Linked DNA regions of Homo sapiens: region 1 is linked to region 2. Evidence: read pairs that join two places in POLR2A ChIA-PET (ENCODE). Cell type or tissue: PC-9. All regions are shown on one strand. Each heading gives the region's core, and the rest is flanking DNA. Links, peaks and the distances in the headings are about the cores only.

Region 1 (2,917 bases), core at 269-2,768, 210 kb after region 2:
TTATTCAGTTAGTTTTGCCTAATGCTCTTATATCTGTAATACCTTATTTAACTGTTTTACAGCCAGTCCAGTGAGGCAAGTATCTCTATCACTGGAGATTTCTTCAGCAATGTTCTATGAGAGAAACACATTTCCTAATAACCTTTTAGCTGCTGTTATAGCATCAGCCCACTTGTATGAGAAAGCTCCTGTACAACCAGAAAATATGCACTGAAAATCACAATTGAATGAAATCCCTCTGTAAAGTGTTCAGATGTAGCAGAAAGGTACCTGAAGTTTTGGTTGTCTTCTCAAGATTATGGGTTTGACAAACTATACATTGGTCATAAACCATTTTAGCAATTTAGAACAGTCACAACACCAATATATATGTAAGGTGTTTGTTTGTTTGTTTGTTTGTTTTGAGACATAGTCTCACTCTGTCACCCAGGCTAGAGTGCAGTGGTGCGATCTCGGCTCACTGCAACTTCCACCTCCCGGGTTCAAGCAATTCTTGTGCCTCAGCCTCCCAAGTAGCTGGGATTGCAAGTACCTGCCACCACACCCAGCTAATTTTTTGTATTTTTTAAGTAGAGACAGGCTTTCACCGTGTTGGCCCAGGTGGTCTAAAACTCCTGACCTCAGGTGATCAGCCCACCTTGGCCTCCCAAAGTGCTGGGATTACAGGTGTGAGCCACCATGCCCGGCCAGTATATACATTTTATCTCTTCCTTGATGAATCATGGAATACAGCTTCTAGTAATGGAATTTTTAAGGACTCAGGAAGGAGCAGGCAGCCGGCTGTCCAGTCTCTCTCCATGAGTCCATGCTTAACACTGGAATTGTATCCTCTTACATAGCAATTTTCTTTCTCCAATGGAGGTGCACAGCACTGTTTATTAGATGGGTTATCATAGGTAGTTTGACCTGGACCATGGAGTTCATTCAAATTATGTATCTTAATAGTTTCAGTACTGACTGAGTTAGCATGAAAATCTGGCCAAGTATTTTCTTGGTATTCATTTAATTCTTGTGCTGCTTGAGTTAGCAGTTTTATATATCACTCTGTCTCTTCAATATGGTTCTGGTAATTCTTACTCAGTCCAAACGATATGATCCTAAAGTTACCAGAAACCTATCTTCAGGAGTGCTTACCAAGGTCCATTTCATCTTTTCCATTAACCTCCTTGAAGACAAAATAGGATTTTATTTGCTTGTGAAGTTATTTTTAATAACTGCCATACATTTATTTATTTATTTATTTATTTATTGAGACGGAATCTCGCTCTGTCATCCAAGCTGGAGTGCAGTGGTGCTATCTCGGCTCACTGCAACCTCCTCCTTCCTGGTTGAAACTATTCTCCTGCCTCAGATTCCCGAGTAGCTGGGACTACAGGCGCATGCCACCATGCCTTGCTAATTTTTTTGTATTTTTAGTAGAGATGGGTTTCACCTTGTTGGCCAGACTAGTCTCGAACTCCTGACCTCAAGTGGTCTACCAACCTTGGCCTCCCAAAGTGCTGGGATTACAGGGGTGAGCCACTTGCACCCAGCCTGCCATTACTTTATTTATTTATTTATTTATTTAGAGACGGAGTCTCGTTCTGTCACCCAGGCTGGAATGCAGTGGCACAATCTCGGCTCATTACAACCTCTGCCTCCCAGGGTCAAGCAGTTCTCCTGCCTCAGCCTCTCGAGTAGCTGGTATTACAGGTGTGTGCCACCATGCCTGGCTAATTTTTTGTATTTTTAGTTGAGATGGGGTTTCATCATGTTGGCCAGGCTGGTCTCGAACTCCTGACCTTGTGATCTGCCCACCTCAGCCTCCCAAAATGCTAGGATTACAGGCGTGAACCACTGCGCCCAGCCGCCATTACTTTGAACAGCAGAAACCGCAATTACTTTTGCACCAACCTAATATTAGAAACTGCTTTAGAATTAAGTAATTAACTGTGGAAATGACTTTAAATGGTCATAAAGACACAATTGAGAAGGAAATTTGGTTATTTCTGTGGCCTACAATAGTTTAACGTAATAACCATAATTATGTCTGATAACATATACTGAGATACATGAGAATTTTCATAATCTTATACAATTTTGGAATATATATTAATATTTATAAAAATATAACTCGATGGAGTTTAAACATCACTTCTTATTTGACACTGTTTCTCATGTAATTTTACGTATAAAATAAGCCTGTTTATTATCTCTTTTGACTGTTGTAGGGGACCTCTGTAACATCCCAAAGTTAATTTGAGGTCAAAAAAAGACTTAATTTTGAATTTGAAATTTGATTTGGGGAAGCTTGTCCAATATGTCAAAGATTGAAAACACTTGGCCCAAATAGGATCACAGGTCACTGTGAAATAAGTCATTCATTTAGCCAAGGTGATCATTAAAAGGTTTTTTAAAAGCAAAACCTTTATTATTTGATAGAGAGGAGACTCAATTTTCTAGTCAACAGACCTGAAAAAGACAATATGATACAGAATCTATCTCTCCTTCTTTCCTCTCTCTTTTTTTTTGTGCAGTTTACTCAAAAGGTGAACAAAAATATTTTGCTGTTACTGAAGCTTTTTATTTGCCTTTTATAGAAAATCTTTTAAAAGAGGGAATAAAAATATTGAAATCTTATTAGAAGCTTCTGCACATTAATAGGCATCCGCATCCTTGGATGAAACTAAGTTGGGGGCCTTTTTTTTTTTTTTTTTTTTTGACATAGGGCCTCACTCTTTTGCCCAGGCTGGAGTGCAGTGGCGTGACCATGGCTCACTGCGCCTCAGCCTCTCAGGCTTAAGTGATCCTCCTATGTCAGCCTCCCAAGTGGCTGGGACCACAGGGACTTGCCACTATGCTCTGCTAACTTTTTTTCTTTTTTTGTAGAGACAAAATCTCACTATGTTGCCCAGGCTAGTTTCAAACTCCTGGACTC
Region 2 (2,917 bases), core at 218-2,717:
GTTGCAGTGAGCCGAGATTGCGCCACTGCACTCCAGCCTGGGTGACAGAGCAAGACTCCATCCAAAAAAAAACAAAAAAAAAAACAAAAACCAACCACCTCAGGGACCTTTGAGCACTAACTATGATTATAACGTTTACAAATGCAATTATAATAGCTAACATTTACTGAGCGTTTACTATTGCAAGGCACTATGTTAAACGTTTTTTGTTGTTGTTGTTTTTTGAGACAGAGTCTCGCTGTGTCGCCCAGGCTGGAGTGCAGTGGCGCCATCTCGGCTCACTGCAGCCTCCACCTCCCGGGTTCAAGCAGTTCTCTGCCTCAGCCTCCCGAGTAGCTGGGATTACAGGCACCCACCACGCCTGGCTAATTTTTGTATTTTTAGTAGAGACGGGGTTTCACCATCTTGGCCAGGCTGGTCTTGAACTCCTGACCTTGTGATCCACCCGCCCCGGCCTCCCAAAGTACTGGAATTACAGACATGAGCCACTGCACCCAGCCTTTATGTTAAACCTTGAATATACATCATCTCATGGGATAGATGCCATTATTATTACACACATGCCCATTTTATAAATGAGGAAACCGAGATGCAGAGAGGCCAAGAAACTGGCCCAACGTCATGCAATTAGGGAGTGGTGAGACCAGGATTTAAACCTAGGTAATTTGGTTCCAGAGCTTTAGCCACTGTGCTTTATTGCTTCATTAAGTAGATAGCTGGCTAAATTCAAAGAAACCAGATTTTTCCCAGCCTTCAGAGCTGTACAAATAAATTTCTGTTGTTTAGCCCAAATTAAAAAAAAAAGAAAAAAGAAAAAAAAAATTAACTTCCAGAATGAAAAAAGTTATAATTTTCAAACTAAATCTTCTAAGCTTATTAAAAGAAATTATCACTCACCATCTAACTTTTCTCTTTGCCAAGGAAAGGAGATACAAATAATATTTACTTTTTGCCACTTCTTAATCGTTTTTCTTTCAATTCTTCTGCCTCTGCCTCTTTGACATTCAAGTACTTCAGATAATAATACATATCACAAGATTATGAAGTATATTGGGAAGAAAAAGTGCTAGGCTAGGAGTTAGGAGATTTGGATTCTAGTTAGTATTTAAACTCAAAGTCGTATGTCCTTAAGCAAGTCATTTGATCCAAGTTTCTGTTTTCAAATTTCTATTATAAAGCTATATTTCTTACAACATTTTTTTTCTTTTTTTTTAAGACAAGTCTCATTCTGTCACCCTTGCTGGATTGCAGTGGCATGATCTCGGCTCACTGCAACCTGCACCTCCCAGGTTCAAGCTATTCCCCTGCCTCAGTCTCCCGAGTAGCTGGGATTACAGGTGCCCACCACCACACCTAGCTAATTTTTGTATTTTTAGTAGAGACGGTGTTTTGCCATGTTTGCCAGGCTGGTCTCAAACTTCTGACCTCAGGTGATCTGCCCGCTTCAGCCTTCCAAAGTGCTGGGATTACAGGCATGAGCCACTGTGCCTGGCCTCTTACAACTTTATGAATGATACAGTGATTGCTTAAGTGTATCTTGAAATATGCAGAGTTGACTTATTTTTATGATTTAATTGGGTTAATTCAGTATGTTTATCACCTCTCACATTATTTACTATTTACTTCTTACCTTGTTACCTTGTTTGTAATTGTCTTATCAATTGTATTGATAGGTCCTCTTGTACACTAGAAGTAGAACTCAACTCCAAGCAATAAGAATACTTTTAGTGGGCCGGGCGCAGTGGCTCACGCCTGTAATCCCAGCACTTTGGGAGGCCAAGGCAGGCAGATCACAAGGTCAGGAGATCAAGACCATCCTGGCTAAGATGGTGAAATCCTGTCTCTACTAAAAATACAAAAAATTAGCCGGGCATGGCAGCATGCGCCTGTAGTCCCAGCTGCTGGGGAGGCTGAGGCAGGAGAATGGCGTGAACCCGGGAGGCAGAGCTTGCAGTGAGCCAAGATTGTGCCACTGCACTCCAGCCTGGGTGACAGAGCGAGACTCCATCTCAAAAAAAAAAAAAAGAATACTTTTAGTATAAATTATGTGCTTTTGCTTCATTGAAAAATAATTGTCAGCTGGGCGTGGTGGCTCATGACTGTAATCCCAGCACTTTGGGAGGCCTAGGTGGGCAGATTGCTTGACCCCAGGAGTTCAAGACCAGCCTAGGCAACATGGCAAAACCCCAAACCTCGTCTCTACCAAAAATACAAAAATTAGCTGGGGTGGTATCTCAGTTACTCTGGAGGCTGAGGTGGGAGGATCAGTTGAGTCCAGGAGGTCGAGGCTGCAGTGAGCCATGATTGACCCACTGCACTCCAGCCTGGGCAACAGAGCAAGACCCTGGCTCAAAAAAAGAAAAAAAGAAGAAGAAGAAGAAGAGGAAGAGGAAGAAGGAAGAAGGAAGGAAGAAGGAAGAAGAAGAGAGACACTTTGGGAGGGCAAGGTGGGCGGATCACAAGGTCAGGAGTTTGAGACCAGCCTGGCCAATGTAGTGAAACCCCGTCTCTACTAAAAATACAAAAAATTAGCTGGGCATGGTGGCGGGTGCCTGTAATTCCAGCTACTTGGGAGGCTGAGGCAGGAGAATCTCTTGAACCCGGGAGGCGGAGGTTGCAGTAAGCCGAGATCGCACCACTGCCCTCCAGCCTGGGCAACAGTGTGAGACTCCATCTCAAAAAAAAAAAAGAGAGAGAAAGAGAAAGAAGAGAGAGAGAAAAAAGGAAGGAAGGAAGGAAAGAAGGAAGGACAGAAGGGAAGGAAGGAGAGAGAAAGAAAGATAATTATGATTTTTGTGTTTAGATTCTATCTGGGATTATTGATACTGTTCAGTTCAACATTTATTGAATTCTTATAACATGATGGCTGTTGCATTAGATATTGAGAAGATTAATAGGAGGTTCATTTCTTTTTTTT

Evidence for each region. Peaks named below come from ENCODE experiments on the same cell type or tissue, not always from the same donor. Only the 100,000 strongest peaks of a DNase experiment are listed, where the experiment ranks them.
Region 1: POLR2A ChIA-PET joins it to region 2 with 22 read pairs; 3 of 35 experiments call an interaction of 5 or more read pairs at or near these places.

What each region holds. Positions count from the first base shown.
Region 1 is chr1:36,019,384-36,022,300 of GRCh38, forward strand. All of the region lies in intron 11 of AGO3 (argonaute RISC catalytic component 3), which reads left to right. It overlaps LOC105378647 (a long non-coding RNA gene), which reads right to left and starts at 2,278. Exons shown (of 3, transcript XR_001737972.2): 1 at 1-2,278. In PC-9, for the core only: no CTCF peak of the experiment used is centred there; no DNase peak of the experiment used is centred there.
Region 2 is chr1:35,811,398-35,814,314 of GRCh38, forward strand. All of the region lies in intron 1 of AGO4 (argonaute RISC component 4), which reads left to right. Among named protein-coding and RNA genes, the nearest start is that of AGO4, 4.8 kb to the left of the region's middle. In PC-9, for the core only: no CTCF peak of the experiment used is centred there; no DNase peak of the experiment used is centred there.